Regions from separate parts of the Mus musculus genome. Here region 1 is linked to region 2. A link is a loop called in an ENCODE intact Hi-C map of the cell type or tissue named here. Cell type or tissue: left cerebral cortex. All regions are shown on one strand. Each heading gives the region's core, and the rest is flanking DNA. Links, peaks and the distances in the headings are about the cores only.

What was found. Peaks named below come from ENCODE experiments on the same cell type or tissue, not always from the same donor. Only the 100,000 strongest peaks of a DNase experiment are listed, where the experiment ranks them.
Region 1: it touches region 2 in a loop (2.4-fold over the local background); 3 of 42 quality-filtered maps call a loop at or near these places.

What each region holds. Positions count from the first base shown.
Region 1 is chr2:66,016,455-66,024,798 of GRCm38, forward strand. Csrnp3 (cysteine-serine-rich nuclear protein 3) reads left to right here. Exons shown (of 7, transcript NM_153409.5): 6 at 2,986-3,282; 7 at 5,517-8,344. The coding sequence ends at 6,569. Among named protein-coding and RNA genes, the nearest start is that of Gm52514, 92 kb to the left of the region's middle. In left cerebral cortex, for the core only: a CTCF peak has its summit at 3,838 (motif pointing left); DNase peaks (open chromatin) are centred at 2,992, 5,710, 6,625 and 7,162; H3K27ac peaks cover 2,096 bases.
Region 2 is chr2:65,926,377-65,934,720 of GRCm38, forward strand. All of the region lies in intron 3 of Csrnp3 (cysteine-serine-rich nuclear protein 3), which reads left to right. It overlaps Gm52514 (a long non-coding RNA gene), which reads right to left and starts at 2,177. Exons shown (of 3, transcript XR_003953842.1): 1 at 1-2,177. In left cerebral cortex, for the core only: no CTCF peak of the experiment used is centred there; DNase peaks (open chromatin) are centred at 1,144, 3,088, 3,783, 5,030 and 1 more place; H3K4me3 peaks cover 4,482 bases; H3K27ac peaks cover 5,305 bases.

The DNA.
Region 1 (8,344 bases), core at 129-8,128, 90 kb after region 2:
TGTCTGAGACATTGTTTCCAGAGAGGTTTAACTGAGCATAGAAGTCCTGCTCTAAATGTAGGTGGCACTGTCTCCTGGGATTAATAGAAAGGACAGAGAGGAAGCGAGGTATCTGCTCTCCCTTTTCTGGTCTTCTCAGCAATGAAAGGCTGTCTCATATTCCTGCTCCTGTGTTCCTGCCATGGTGGACTGCGTCCTCTCAAACAGTAAGCCCGTCTTCTTTCACGGTCCTTTTTGTGAGTTACTACATCATAGAAATGAGGGGGGAAAGCTACAGATAGAAACAACATAGAAACCAGAAACTGGGCCAGCGATTGACCAAGCTCAACTACATTGTCCCCAGTCTTCATTAGATATGATCCTCAATAGGGAGAAGGGGCAGGGGGAGAGGGTGGTAAACCTCATAAGATCACCTGCATGATGTATGTGATTTGGGGAAAAAAAAATACAGCTCTTGAACAAGCGTGGAAACAGGTTATAGCTATGTGAGAAGGAATTTTGATTCTTAGTCTTTTATTTTGAAATGAAATTATTTGTAATGGAGGAATATGAATTATACAAGATCTGGAATTTATTTCTAACATTTATAACCAGAATATACTTAATCTAAAGTCAGACGTACCAATATTTAAATATTTTCTTAATTGTTAGGTGCCAATTGATTATGTTACCCTAACAACTTTACTATAGTTGTAAATGCTTGCTAAAATCTCACTTCTTATTCCTTTGTGGTAAAAACTGTTTCACAGCATTACCCAGGCTGACTTCAAATTCACCGTCTTTGTCTTTCAGCTGTTGAGTGCTGCAATTTCAGGCCCATGCTCCCAACCTTGGCCTCACTTCATCTTGCTTTAAGATTTTTGATTTTCTTATGATAGCTGCTTCCTCCTCTTTTGGGGGAGAAATCTGTGACTTGTCATCTAAGCTATAGATTTTGTTGTGACAGTGTATGAAAGTGACATCATTAGAGTATAGTGTGTAGTGAAATGTAATGTCATATAAATAGCATGAGAAGAATGTACTGGAATGAACATCTCCACGTACTAGAGTAAGACGCTTGCTGCAAATCACATAGACCAGCCAGGGATTAGCTAAAGAGACCTTGGTGCTACTGAGGGAAGTGATTGTCAAGAAGCTTCAGTCAGTGAGAATCTAGGATGCTAGATGGTTTTGCATTTGAATGTCTTAGAAAATCAAATCCTTATAGCTGGAAACATGTGGAGTGTTAGTAAGAGAGAATCAGTAGAAATGCTAACCACAACCAAAGTAACTTCCTGATATTGGACATCCCCGTTTAAGCAGTACATATATAAAGGATGCCAGGTTGGTCAGAAGGCCCAGTCGGAAAGTACTTGTGTGTAAGGACTTGAGTTTAAATCCATCTCCCACAAAAAGAGCTGAGTATAGCAAGTAGAGACAGGGGAATTTGAGACAGACAAATCCTGGGGGCATGTTAATCAGTCAGTATACCTGAACAGGAAACTCCAGGTTCAGAGAGAGACCCCCCCCCCAAAAAAAAACTAAGACAAAGAATGGTAGACTAAGATAACCCAGCATCAACCCCTCACACACACGTGTACATACATGCATATGTACACATACATATCCTCATATGTACAATTTCATGCAAATGCCAACGGGGAAATATAGAATTATTATACTAAGAAACAATGTCTAATAATAAATATTTTCTGAGATAACAGGCTCAAGTTCTAAAATAGTCACAAAACATAACTAAGTAGCTTTAGAAAATATATCACAGGGCCTCGTCGCATTATATCTTAGTATGCACTTATTCCTGGTTCTTTCTTCTGTGGAAATTTCCCTACGTGAAAGTAAAAGTCTAATTTTATTTTTTCTCTGCAGGACATTCAGAGTTGGACAATCTAAATAGTAAATATTTCTATCTAAATATGGACTCTTTCCTACAAAGATGAAAGGATATCTGATCTCTAGAGTATTTTCACTACTTAATGGATGAATTGTCAAGTTCACCAAGCACAGTAATAGCCATAATTAATGAAATTTAGAGGGTAATAAATTAAATAATTAAACTGCCTTCTATATTTAGAACATCCTTGATTTACTTCTTATGAAGTGTTTTGCCTTTATTACTAAGCTGCTCCTCACAAAAATATTTTGCTCATGTTCAGGGAAAACTCAAGATGGTTTGTATGAAGGAAACAATAGGTGTTTTTATACTTATAACAAGTGAAATCTACATTTAGGGCTTACTGATGGATGAGATTAATATGGAAAGGAAATATATATAGGCCCAGCCATCACGAGTAGGCAAGGAGCGAGTGTCCCCATGAGCTGTTACACAGAAAGCAAGCCTTTGCACTGAGGTCTGCATGCACTCCTTTGAGAATACAGTTTGTCTCCGCCGTGGGTTGATGAGTCCTTGCCAGCATTAATCTATGTCCTTGTCTCACTGAGAGCATGCTGACCTGACCGATTGCTTCTATCATGCCCTCCTCCTTGCATTGTTCCGGGTAAGAAGAACTGTGCTTACCATCCCAGCAGCACAGTTCGGCTTTAAGTCCCGTAGGTGTGCTTTTCAGGGGCCTGAAAGACACACATATTATTTCAAGGACGTGATGTTTGCTGAGTAAGGTGGTCATGGCTCCCACTGAGATTCAGTCACCTCTGATCCAGGGCACATTGCCTCTGACATCAGAGATGTCACTGTGAGCTGAGTGTAAAGACAGCTTTTGGGTGTCTGTAACCTTTGGTCTGGTTATCCTGTGGGTCGCCCCGGCTGTATCTGTAGTTACCGACGTTGAGAGGTTAAGGGATGCATGTAAGCATCTTCTGTGGCCAGAGCATTTAAAAAGCCATCTACATCGACACCATTGTTTCTCCTTCCTCTGACTTCTGCCGTCCCGGGGACTCGATGCGTGACAGCTCATCCTCAGCAATGCTGAAGTGGGGATTTTGGACTCTGCCCAAATGACATCCCTGTTTGCTTCCTTGTGTTCCTAGATGACTAAGAATGGCACTGTAGAGTCTGAGGAAGCTAGCACCCTGACCGTGGATGACATTTCCGATGACGATATTGATCTGGACAACACCGAAGTGGACGAATACTTCTTCCTACAACCCCTGCCCACAAAAAAGCGGAGAGCTCTGCTGCGCGCCTCGGGGGTGAAGAAGATCGACGTTGACGAGAAGCACGAACTGCGGGCCATCCGCCTTTCTCGGGAGGACTGTGGCTGTGACTGCAGAGTGTTCTGTGATCCAGAAACCTGTACCTGCAGCCTGGCAGGCATTAAGTGTCAGGTAAGGATTGGGAGCTTGGGCATCTGAAAAGACTGTTGCGTGCCACCCCAGAAAGAAGCACTCATGCTGTGTATAATAAGATATTTTTTTACCTGAAGGAAAAAAAAAATACTGGCAAGGAAAGATACATAATTCAAGGGGAAAGAAATGCCCCAATTCAAAGGCATTCATAAAATGCTTATACTGTGTATACTGTGAATGGCAATTCAAACTGCAGCTGAGTTTATTGAAGGTGTTTCCTCCCAGATTCGGTCATTGCACCAGTTTATTTTAGCTTTTTTACACGCAGTCTTAGAGAGGACACCGTATGCTCCATTTCGGTTCATATTTTCTGGTTCATCCATGGGGTGTAAGTGACAATCTATCACCAGTGGTATAGACTTGCTGGAGAAGTCCCTAGCCAGACAGATCTTTAAAAAAAAGCAAGTTGTGGAGCTGGAGAGATGGCTCAGCAGTTAAGAGCACTTGACTGCTCTTCCAGAGGTCCTGAGTTCAATTCCCAGCAACCACATGGTGGCTCACAACCTTTTGTAATGGGATCTGATGCCCTCTTCTGGTGTATGTCCAAAGACAGGTACAGTGTACTCAGTCACATAAAATAAATAAATCTTTAAAAATAAAATAAAAACCAAAAGAGCAAGTTGTACTCTGACCTTGTCTGAAATAGGCATGTCAGGTAAACACTTTGGGCTCTGTCATTTCTACAGTGAGCAGGTTGAGATGCTGTCAGACAGACAGCAGAATCTAACTTGACACATATCTGTAAACAAGGTTTTCCAGGGGTGCAGGCACTTGCCTGTTGCCTGTGATGGGCTTCACAGTCCTGAGATGACATGGTTGCAGACTCCCAAATATTCTCCTACCCCTTTTCAATGAAACATAAAATGTACTTACAATTTGCAGCACTTACTTGGGGCTGCTATAGTTTCCTTAACAAGAAAGGGGCATCTATCTGATTGTGGCAGCAAGATTGGCTTGAGGAGAATGAAGCAGCAGCAAGGAGAAACCTTTTTTACAATTTGAGAATAGCCTCATAAATGGCGGGAAGTCTGTCTCGTTTCTCAGAAGCTGAATTTTAAGTTTATATGAAAAATAGCGGGAATAGCCTTCCCTGCCTCACCAGGATGGCTATGCTTTTAAGACTATGACTTTAAAATGAATTAAAGAGAAAAGCAATAGTTTATCAATTCTTTGACAAGGTGACTTTCTGGTCCTATCCATCTGAAGTTTAGGGGAGCCTTGTGAATGGTTACCTGCTCTTACTTTATGTAGAAATAGTTCTATTCATTTAAAAGGAGAAATTCGCTTAATTCGCTTCAAAAGAGAAAGGCCCCTGAAAGCCAAGGGCAGTTCCCTTCCCAGCAACTGATGAATGAGAGCATTTTCCCACTCCATCCACTCTCTCCTTTCTTTTCTGAGTCTGGAGCCTCACGGACATAATGGGCAAATACTCTACCCCCACTGAGTTAACGTTTTTTTAAAACATACTATTTTGAAAAAGGGTTTTACTAAGTTGTCTGGGCTGGTCTTCAGCTTGCAGGTCTCCTGATTCCCTGAAGTTACATTCTTTGGCACAGGAGAGGTCCATTTGGAATGGGCTTCTCTTCTCGAGAGGGAAGCAGGTCAAACAACCTGCATCCACAAATCAAGGGTCCACTGAGAAGACACAGCGTCAAGATAATAGTATGCACTGGGTGACCCTAAGTAGTGTCACCTCAGACATCCTGAGCAGTGAAGGTCATCTGATAAAAGGGAAGAACTGAGGAGCATGTGATGATGTCATAGAAGTACATGTGATGATGTCATAGAAGTTAGGCTACGGGTCCCCTGGGGGGGGGGGGCAGTCTGCCTGTGACCTAGAAGCAGGTGAGTGAGTTGGAATGAACCAGATGAACCAGAAGGGAACCCAGGTTGCAAGATGGGAACAAAATCAAATGCAAACAGGGAAGGGAAGTAGAGAGTGGAGAAATTCGAAAGCCCTAGGGGTTCAATCAAATTTAAAATCTCAATTATCCTCCAGCCACCACTGTTTTGAACATAAATTTAGAAACGGTTCACTGCCACAACTTAAGTCCTCACTTCCCTGGCTCCTTTTACTTGCAGCGTATTTGCCGTTTGCTGAGACCGGAGTAGAACCTGAGTGCTGTGACTTCATTCAGGAGTTGTTACAAAGTCCTTGATTGTGTTTGCTCTGTAATAGTTCCTTGCTGCTAATCTGTGTTCTTCCTTCCAAGGTGGATCGTATGTCTTTCCCATGTGGCTGCACTAAAGAAGGCTGTAGTAACACAGCAGGTAGAATTGAATTCAATCCTATCCGTGTCCGGACTCATTTTTTGCACACAATAATGAAACTTGAACTGGAGAAGAACCGAGAGCAACAAACCCCCACGCTGAATGGCTGCCACGGGGAGATAAGCGCCCATGGTCCTTCCATGGGCCCTGTCGCTCACTCTGTAGAATATTCCATCGCAGACAATTTCGAGATTGAAACCGAACCCCAGGCTGCTGTGCTGCACCTACAGGAGGAACTGGACTGCCAAGGAGATGAGGAGGAAGAGGAGGAGGACGGAAGCAGTTTCTGCAGTGGAGCCACTGATTCTAGCACCCAAAGCCTGGCTCCCAGTGAATCGGATGAGGAAGAGGAGGAGGAGGAAGAAGAAGAGGAAGAGGAGGAGGAAGATGACGACGACGACAAGGGAGATGGCTTTGTAGAAGGGCTCGGAGCCCATACGGAGGTCGTCCCCCTTCCGTCTGTCCTTTGTTACTCTGATGGCACCGCAGTTCATGAAAGCCACACAAAAAATGCTTCATTTTACGCTAGCTCTTCAACTCTCTACTACCAAATAGATAGTCACATCCCAGGAACTCCTAGCCAGCTCTCTGACAACTATTCTGAAAGAGATACTGTCAAAAACGGTGCCCTTTCGCTGGTGCCTTACGCCATGACCCCAGAGAGGTTTGTTGACTACGCCAGGCAAGCAGAAGAGGCCTATGGAGCCTCCCACTACCCAGCTGCCAATCCGTCTGTCATCGTTTGCTGCCCCACCTCTGAAAACGATAGTGGGGTGCCCTGTAACCCCTTGTATCCTGAACACAGGTCCAATCTTCCCCAAGTGGAGTTTCACTCATACTTGAAAGGCCCTGCCCAGGAAGGGTTTGTTTCCACATTGAATGGCGACAGCCACATTTCAGAGCATCCTGCAGAAAATCCTTTGAGCCTTGCAGAAAAGAGCAGATTGCATGAAGAGTGCATTCAGTCCCCCGTGGTGGAAACGGTCCCCGTTTAGTTGCTTAAATTATTCTATTACAGGACCAAGTCTTCTATTTAAGGCACTGTATTGCCTTTGCTGGGCTCATCGTTGTTTAAACCTGAAGGCCAAGAGTTATGTGGACTGTGATTAATCTTCCAGACAGTATTTCCTTCCTTCCTTTCTAGCTTCCCAACTGTGGCGTGGCACAAATACAGTCGCTATGGGGATTTTAAACGATTTTGAACTGTTTTGATAGAAAAATGCTAAATTTAAAAAAAATGCATATCTTACAGTTGCCTACCTGTCAAACTGTGTGAAACCTGCCAAGCTATGCAGATCATAGCTCCAAGTTTTAGATTATCGGGCCTGTGCAAGATTGTTAACTAAGACTAGAAAACAAGCAGATTTAGAGTCCTAATTTTTCGATATATCTGAAGATGATGGTGACTTTTTAATGTAAAAGTAATTATTGTAAGAAAAAAAAAGATTGAATCGTTTCTTGTGTATTTTATTTATGGTAGTTTAGAAGTCATGCTTTGAAGAAAATGAACAGCATGTTCATTGAAGCTGAAGACGTGTTAGCTAGCACCACAGAGCATGCCCAGACGATTGCATCTGGAATCCACCCACATTTTTACGATCATGACTCAGCAGATTTGCAAATACTTTCTTAAGGATGAAATAGGCCTATTTTTGCTATTTGGGACAAATGAGTCTATACGTGCAGGTCCTTATGCAGTTTTCTCTCACGTTAAGAGTTAGGACAATCCTCTGGCGAGGGTCTAGTCCTCCGCTCTCCCTCAGCTGAGATAGACGGAATTGCCTTTCCTTTGTTAAACAGTGTCATCTTGTTTCTTAGCTTGGACAGCACCTTTAAACTCAACTCCCTCCTTCAGAATGCACTTTAGTGCCCCTTCACGGTACCTCGTGTGGGATGGGGTCTCAGAAGGCTTTGAAATATTTTTTTTTTAATTATTAAAAAAAAGTAACTAAGGTTCATACAATAGAGAGAGAGGATTCTTCCAATGACATGAAGGAAAATGACTTGTTTCTTGTTTTCCTTCACCGCTCTAGGACCTAACTCAATCCTTACAGCGAGAAGGCTGGGGGTGGGGGCAGAGCCTCAGCACCCCATCACCCTCTACAAATGCAAAAATGTGTAATGCCACTTAATGGCTAGCTGATTCAAGGCAGGCCTGGGCTCACTGACTCATTAGGCTTCGTTTTCTGGAGCTTTTTTTAAAAAAAAAGTCTGTCTTGCCTGGGGTAGTCAGCAGCACATCCCAGAATGCATTGCGAAGGCAGCCACCTCACCTTCTCTTCCTTAGTAAAGAGAACGAATAGAAAGGAGACACTCCCCGCCCGCCTGCTTCGAGCCTCACCTCAGAGGACTTGGAGCAACTTCTTTCCCATCAGCTTAAGCAGCTATAGAACGAGTGTTACGGTTTCCCCCATGCAGTTATTCTGCTGAATCTGTTTTCCAGTTTTGACATTGTATTGTGGCATCATTTCTCATACTTTATGGCTATTTAAAAACGCAGACACACCCCTACTTCGTAGTAACGGCGTCTTCTAAGTTTTTTATGCCTCCTTGATGTGGGCATTTGAATAACTTTCGGATTTCAGTTCCTTACAGAATACTATTTGATCTGACGAGGCTTGAATGTGCTTCAGAGTCCTCTGGTGGGAAGCCGCTACTTAAACTCCATGTGGGGAAAGTACGTTCGCTTGTGGAGTTGTTTCTTCTCTAAACCACCTCAAGACTAAATAAATCAACGCTAATTTTTACTACCATTAAAAGGACTTTGGGT
Region 2 (8,344 bases), core at 20-8,019:
CCATGTTTTCCAATACTTTGTGGGTGGGCAGTACTTCATCGAACTAGTCAACGGCTAAACTGTCTCCTTTACCTATGACGTTGACCCTACCTCTCATTCTTTGCGGACCTCACAGCCTCACAGATACACCAGCAATAGTAGCTAGCCGGGCGTTGGTGGTGCACGCCTTTAATCCCAGCACTTGGGAGGCAGAGGCAGGTGGATTTCTGAGTTCAAGGCCAGCCTGGTCTACAGAGTGAGTTCCAGGACAGCCAGAACTACACAGAGGAAACCCTGTCTCGAAACAAAACAAAACAAGAAAACAAACAAAATAGTCTCATGCTGCTCAATTATATTACATCATTTTTTTAGCAGACAATTTCAGCATAAAGACATTATACTGATTTTACGTGAAGTATAGATTTGGGATGATAAGATTTTAAAATTAAAGCAATTCTCCTGTGTCACCCCCACTCAATCACGTTCTCAGGCAGCAGTTTTCTTATTTTCTTATTTTTTTATTTACTTGTTTGTTTGTTTTTTTTAAGGTAAAGAGATTCCAATCTTCAAGCAAGTAGTTAATATTTCACTTTTATATCCCTAGCAACTGTCTCAGAGCTTGAGGCATGGGAGCTTCCCAATAAATGTTTGTTGAATTGGACTGCCTTGCTCCAGGATTTTTAAGCTGACATGGCAAAGTTACTCACTTCCCTAATAGAGTGGAAGGAAATGATGGGCAGCCTTATCAAGGGCGACCTCACCAGGAGGTGCTGGGGTAAAGGGCAGATAGACAGACAGCCTTGAAACATAGGCGCTCAGGACAGTGCGTCTTCCTGTTCAGTAGATCATCCTTCTAGCAATAGTCTATGTCTGTGTTACTAACAGCAAACATCTTAGATTCCTTTTAATAATCCTTGCCTATTTTGAAGGAAAAAGGATGAAGCCAAGTGATTCTATGATGTCAATTTGCCTTCAGAGGAAAGCTAAGGTAGTCAGAATCAATAGTAAGAGATGAACTATCTTTGTTTACAACTTTCAATATCATAAAACTACAGCACCCTTTAATCTTGGACACAGTTCACTGTTTTAAGCTGTGATCTCGTCTTCCTCTGTCAGTTACAAATCTGAGGCACTCTTGGCTGATGAAAGTGTTGCAGAAGCAGAAACACCGTTGTTTATTGTGTAATGTGAGACTCGCTGCTGTAGCGTCTCTTGCCATGTTGCAGACACAGAATTCCAGAATGTTGGTCGTGGTGAAGTGTCTATTTTCTCATTTGTTTTAATCACAAGGCAAGTTCCTGAGATTTTGAATTATTTCTTAAATGTCTTCCATTTTTAAAAATGTGTTATATAAAGACAATCGTTTTCTCCCAAAGCCCTACTTGCTTTTGTTATAAAATAATTTATTAAAATGATTGTAAGTAGTTATTATGATTTTATAACCTATGGCTCTTTATTATTAATATCAATGGCTAATGCTTGGTTAAATCTAATTTGTGGAGTTGAAATGTAGAAGAATTTCTATGTATTCCATGACTTGCTAACTAGAAGGTATTTGTTCCCCATTACAGAATTGGAAATTAGGGTATCACTTTTAACAATAACTTACCATGGTCATTTAAGGAAGAAGTAAGAGGACTATTACTACTTCGTGATCCAGTCTTCCTGTTTCAAGATCTCTCTGCCTCTGGCATCTACCTTTAGTTTTCTCTTCTCCACATAAATGAAAATTTCAGGTTGTTTACATTTAATAGATTGTGTGAAAAGTCTTCCTATCAGATATTCCTCATTTTCCTAGACACTTGTTTTAGCTATTTTTATATTGTTTTCATGTATCTTCAGGTCTTATATCAAATTATTTCTTATATCCTTATATTCATAACTAGACAGAAAATCACACATATATGGATTTTTTTTTCCTCCTCTCTCCCATGATCTGACCCACAGAAGCACCCAAAGAACTCTGAAATAACAATTAAAAAAAAAAAAAAAAACCAGGGTCTTTTCCTCTACTTGGCAGCCATTTTATCTCCCTCTTTTGAAGTGATATAATACAAGAAAAAAATGGCTGCCCTTTGTTTACTTCCTTGTGCATTAGCATGCTGACGTCATCAAAGGTAGTCACCAAAACACAGGCACCTTTAGGAAGCCAGAGGATGATGATTCCACAGGAACTTTTTCTTTGCATTTTCACTTATGGCCCAAGGTTCTGCGTCTCTATATTGTAGAACAGAAGATGAACATGGGTGTTCTGGAGCAAACACTTGAAAATGGTGGCACTGGAAGTATATCCCAGTATCCCTTTCATGCTAAGAAAAACTTACTACACAAGACATGAAATGTTCCAGATCAATACTAACCCTGCAAATAATATGAAAAACCGTGAAAAATCATTTCACTTCAGAACTTATTTTTTTTTTTTAGTCACACCGAGTTACTCTGCATTTTTAAAGTTCAGCTGAGAAAAATGTTTACGTTGTATCGTTTTCCTTTTAGAAAATAAGAGTTTATTGATTGTAGGTTGACATGTGTGCACATCAATAGGCACATGAGTGTATGTACCTTCATTCTTTCTAAGTACTGACATGTTTACAAGGGCCATTAGAATACACTGTATATCAATCTAATGGTGTAGGAAATACATTTTTCTCATCATTTTATGATGCTTTTGGTTTTTCCTTCCATGATCTTAGTGGAATTTTCATGTATTTGCCACCGGATAATTATTGATGTTTTTGAGTCAAAAGCTTTCAAATACCAATTCAAGTCAGGCAGCCTATCAACCAAATAGTCCATAAAATATATGGAATTTTAAATCAAATTCCATCAGCCATGTAGGTTTTGTATGTCTGTCTGTCTGTCTGTTTGTTTGTCTGAAGATCTGTAATTGATTTTCAAGTTTTGAGACTTTAGTTATGGAAAGCTGGTGTGGATGTACTCAGACATACATAGTATATGTGTATTGAAACAGTATCAAAGCTGCCAAAGGTTCCCATAAATGTCGAGAAATCATCTCTGGAAGGACTTGTTAGCATTAAAATCAGATGAGGTAAACCATATGCCCCACTGAGGTAAGCTGTCTAAAATAAGTTACTGCGGTTTTAAGAATTAGTAAGAGCCATCTGTTCTTTAACTTGGGATCTTTGTTGTTCATTGTAGTCAGCTGTTCTAGGAATGTGTTGCCTTTTGAGGAGATAAATTAATCACCTACCTCATTTATGTACTTCAGTAAAGAGAGTCTAAGCCTCTCATCCTCCGAATCAAAAACAATTGGTCTCTATTTGTATTCACATGTTGTATCTTTTAGTGATGGGAATTTTACTGGAAGAAATTTTGAGGGAATCAGCCTCTGGCCTTTTAGTGGGGGTTGGGGGAACCAAGAAAAGAAATAGTTGCAATTGAAAGGTTAAAAATGTGTGGTCAATTGGTTCATTAGATTGGATGGTATTTATAAATAGTACTTTCAGAAACACAAGGTAGGAAATGGCTTGAGCAAGTTTTTTGTTGTTGGTGGTAGTGGTTTTTTATATATATATATATAAACTCTTATTTAAAATAAAATCTAGTTCTCCCCTTTTAAATGGCTGTCGAATCATTTTCAATAATAAAATCTAGTATGGGGATTTCCCTAATCGCGCTTCATTAATGTCTTAGGGCAAGTCCCTTATCTGCTGTTTTCTTCCTTCTCGTAGAGTCAGCTGATAAAAATATCCATAGACACAGTGAAGTCAGAAGCAAGGCTGGCTTGCTCAGACAGAGCTCCATGTGATCACATATAGGCAGCCTGGCTGAGGCTGATGCCGTGCAGCAAGCAGTAGGTAATGAGTCTTTGTGCGAGGGAAGCTCTTGTCTCGGAACAATAAAGCATATGGTACCAGCAATAAAACACGGGGCCGGGAAATGTAAGAAGATTCCACTGAACCAGGAAGAACGATGCCTTCCGTGATGCTGACACATACTGTAAAATGATAATCAATTTATTTTGGATTCTAATGAATAAAGACTGCCAGGACTCGACTACAGCTGTTTGAACAGGTCGGTGATTTTTTTATAAATCCCCCCCAACACTTCCTGGTATTTGATTGCATTTAAATTAGGTTGGGCTGATGGGTGTTTTTGCCTTAAACAAAAACTTTGAAAGGTATTTCAAATGGAAATAGGAAAGGTGCACTTGAAGTGACCCAGCAAGATTCAATTTTTGATGGAGTCAAATAAACAGAAATGCTGATATTATTATTTTAAACTGAAAAGTTGTTTATCTATTTAAAAATGTATAGGTCGGAAAATTTTAATTTAGTAATAGCTAATATTTGGTGTATGCGGAAATACATAAAGCCAAGTGACTAATAAATTGCAGGTATAAAAAAAGCTTCACTTTTTTGTATGAAAAAATTCTATATTACCTTAGTTTGTATTTCTTATAGAAGATACTTGATTCAGACTTTACCGATATTTTTCACTATCCTGTAAGGGTATTTAGGTAAAATGTCTAATATTTTTCAATAAAAAAATTTAAATGAAAAATGTCAATAATGTTACTTAAAGGTATTTTGTACTTTATTAAGATGCTAGTAATTATTTGCCTTCTATTTTCCATATTATGATTCTTCCCAGAAATGGAAAACATTTATAAAACCTTTTATATTATAGATGTTAGTTATTAACATATGAAGAAAAAGAAATTAGCTTAATTTTAAGAAAATGACTGGGTCAACCCTATGATGATCAGAATTCCTACTGGTTCAATATTTCAGAAAAGGAAAATATGTCTTTGTGGATATTTATAAAATATATACATACGTAATATTTACCTGCAAATAAGTAGCTCTTGAGTTTATGAGTAATACAGAAGTTTGTATTGCAAATAGATTGCTGAGATAGGAAATCAAAGCCAAGATAACAAATAATAAATAGCTCACCGCTCAAATTCATTGGGAAAGAAAGACAGGCATTTCTATGAGGTGACTCTTCGAATTTAAATACGCAGTCTAACTTTGCTCTACGTTTTCACTGCTCTACCCTTTAAAGGCATCCTGGGACGTAAAATCTTTACAATTAATTTTTGGGTACCATTTTAGATGATGATCTCTAAGGCACTTGGGCACATTTAACATTTTTCAAGACTACTGAAATGACTGCATCTAATGTGTAGAGTGCCTAATGTAAATGGATGTCTGTAAGTTGTTGTTTAAACCACCACAACAAAAACATCCCATATGTCTGATTACGCATACGATACATATTCCACTTTAAAAAAAAAAAAAGAGCTATGTCTCCAAAACAAGAGAAGTTAATGACAATTTTAAATTGGCCTTCCTCACGTATTTAAATGAAGTATTTGACTATTTGGGTTTCCTTGGTTACCAGAGTCGCTGCAGACAGCTTCTTATGGTGGGGGAGGCCGTAAACAAGTAACGCAAGGCTGAAACAACCGCTAAAATCTTTTATCCGTTAATGGACATAGCGGGTGCGATGTTGACAGCCTGGTGAAGCATGCCCACTCCCCACTGCGGGTCCGGGTGCTCCAGGATGCAGGTACCCTGGGCGAACTGCAGCTCCACAATTCCTTACCCAGCATTCCGCTTTGGCTGCTGGAGCACTGCCTGAACCTTATGCAAATGAGAGCAGCACAGGCTTTGACTGCAGAAGAGGAGGGGGCAGAAGGGAGTTCAGAGGTCACGGGGCTGGCTGAAAGCTGGATCAGTTGCCTGAAAAAAAAAAATGTATCCTGGGCTTCTGCAGCCGTGTTTTGCAGCAGTTAAAGGAAGTGTGCTTTATTTCTGAAGATTTTACAGCGTGTGCCGTGTGCCGTAGTCATTTAAAGTGCATGCAGGTACGATGACATTTCCTGATGCGCCTGATTTTATTTCTGTTAAAGACACTGATGGTGATTGGTTATTTAAATTCACTGTGGCAATTGGCAGGCTGTTGCTGGTTTTCAAGCTGTCCTTTGCTAGTTTCCTCTTCTTCTTCTGATTATTATTCATTTTTCCCTCCTGCTTCACTATTTTTGGGGTTTTTTTTGTTCTGACTGAGTATTTCATGAGAGAAACAGTTGGGTCTAGGTTCCTAAATAATTTCCCCTTTTGGGTATGTGTTGATTTTGAAAATCTACCTGGTTGAAATATCTAGATAAATATTAAAACAAATCTTTAAGTAAATTATGATTTTTTTTTACATTTTTAAAGATATATATTTTAAAGATGTACTGAGTTCCAGCCAAAGATTTTTGTGAGGTATGTGGGATTAAATAATGGAATTCTTTTGTTTGTAGCTGAAAAGCACTATAAGGATAATTTTAAGAAGTTACGTTTTTATATTAGGCTGGGGTTTGGTTTGGAGAATTTTTGTTCTCGGTTGCATTGTTGAAAATATTACTAGAGAAGCGATTATTTATTTTTTGCTTTAAACTCCTTCAATACCTTTGGTTTTTTTAAATTGTTATTAAATGTCTTTGAATTTTTTCAGACAGTGTAAAATTTTACATCTCCAACTTCCTATGACTTTTTCTTTCAGTTAAATCAGGATTCTAAAGAGATCCTTGTAAATCTCATAGCAGGATGAAGACTCCCTCCCTCAACTAATATCACACTTCTGTAGAATGTGTGATTACATCATAGTAAATCCATCCTACAGTAAAAAAGTGTGTACTCACACTCATTGTTCACACGGCTTTTTTTAATTTTCACATCAAGTAAACTGAGACAGCACAATTCAACTGTTTACCCACATCACTAAAGAAATATAAATGCAACAATTCAGTAGCTTCAATGTTAATGAGAAAAGTATGTTATTTTCATTGGCATTGACTGTGCATCTGCCTGCATTACAGATTGTGTGTGTGTGTGTGTGTGTGTGTGTGTGTGTGTGTGTGTTTTAGAGAGGATGAAGGTACAAAATAGGCATTTAGTCATGAGATTACTGCTTTATGGGTCTGTATTTATTGACGTTTTAAAATGAAATTTATTAAGCTTACATGTAAGAAACTAGTACACAGTAGAAAGATTTAATTACCTTCTTTACACTTAGAACAGGGAGTCACTTTATTATAATGATTGAAATGGGGGCAGTTCGGCAACAGCATCTTTCCTCTGAAATGAAGAGCCGTTGGAGGGGAGGAGACCAAAGCAGAAGTGTGTGGACATTTAATCAGTGAAGGACAGTTATTTCAAATATTTATGACATTCCTTGGTAGTGGTTATTCATTGCCAGGCTCAACTCTATCACTCTTTGGGGACACTATGACATTTATTCAGGACACTAAGTTGAGTTTATGAGGTAGAATTTGTGTTTTGTGTTTTTAAGACTGCAAAAAAATTCAGGGTTTTCTTTTTTTCTGAACACTTCTTGTGACACTCTCAGTGACTTAAGCTACAGGAAATATATTTTAGATAAATTATTTCTCTTTATTGTTGTTGGATAGAAAATGCTGGTCTCTAATTTCAGCATTGTTTGCAGATATTTATGAAAATTGCTAAACATTCCATGTATACATGTATGTATTCTATGTACTATAGTGCACATTATATCTCTATTATAATATATTATATATATTATGCAATCAAGAAGCTGAACAGAATTCTTTATACTGTTATATTTAATTCATAATTTTAAAAAACACTTCTGTTCACTTATATAGTGCCAGTAGTTTGTGCCTGCTCACCCCATGTGTGTGCTAGGCATAAAAAAGAAATGAGGTTAATATTAATATAGGCAGTACAATACTTTTTAACTTTGGACATGTAGCAGCTACCAGTGAGCATATTTTGAATATAAAAATAAAAACACAGTGTGGGCAAAGAAATAGAGCCCAGGAAGAGTCTTAGAGAAAACATGATAATAGATATGTATGGAATAAAGAGAATTGTTGTGCTTCTGTGAGCCACAAGAGAGCTATTTATGTCCTGAAGCTAATTTATGGCTTTGACTATCCTGGGTAATTTATGTCTCAATGCAAATTCACTCCAAACTTTGAAGTCTTTTTGCATTGGCTTAATCCATCCTACATCCATACAGATCCCAGCAGCTTGAATGAAGTATGCTCATGTTCTGGGTTTCTAAACATATATAGAAAAAGTATCTTTCTGTAAATATAATTCAAATTAACCTCGAGGAGTAAAAGTAAATACCGTGATCCAAATGCAAACTCTCGAGGGCAGATAGGCAGCAGGCACAAAGAAACACTGCTATATCTGACTTCAAAGAAATCTTTGGGGATTTTGTTGTTTTTTGTTTTTTTTTTTTTTTGTTTTTTGTTTTTTTTTTTTTAAACCAAATTTCCTACCTTCTGATTCCAAGCTTGTTGTTGTCATCATTTGAAACTAGAGACCACATTGTAGGCTTGGAAACAATTTCAGGGCAAACA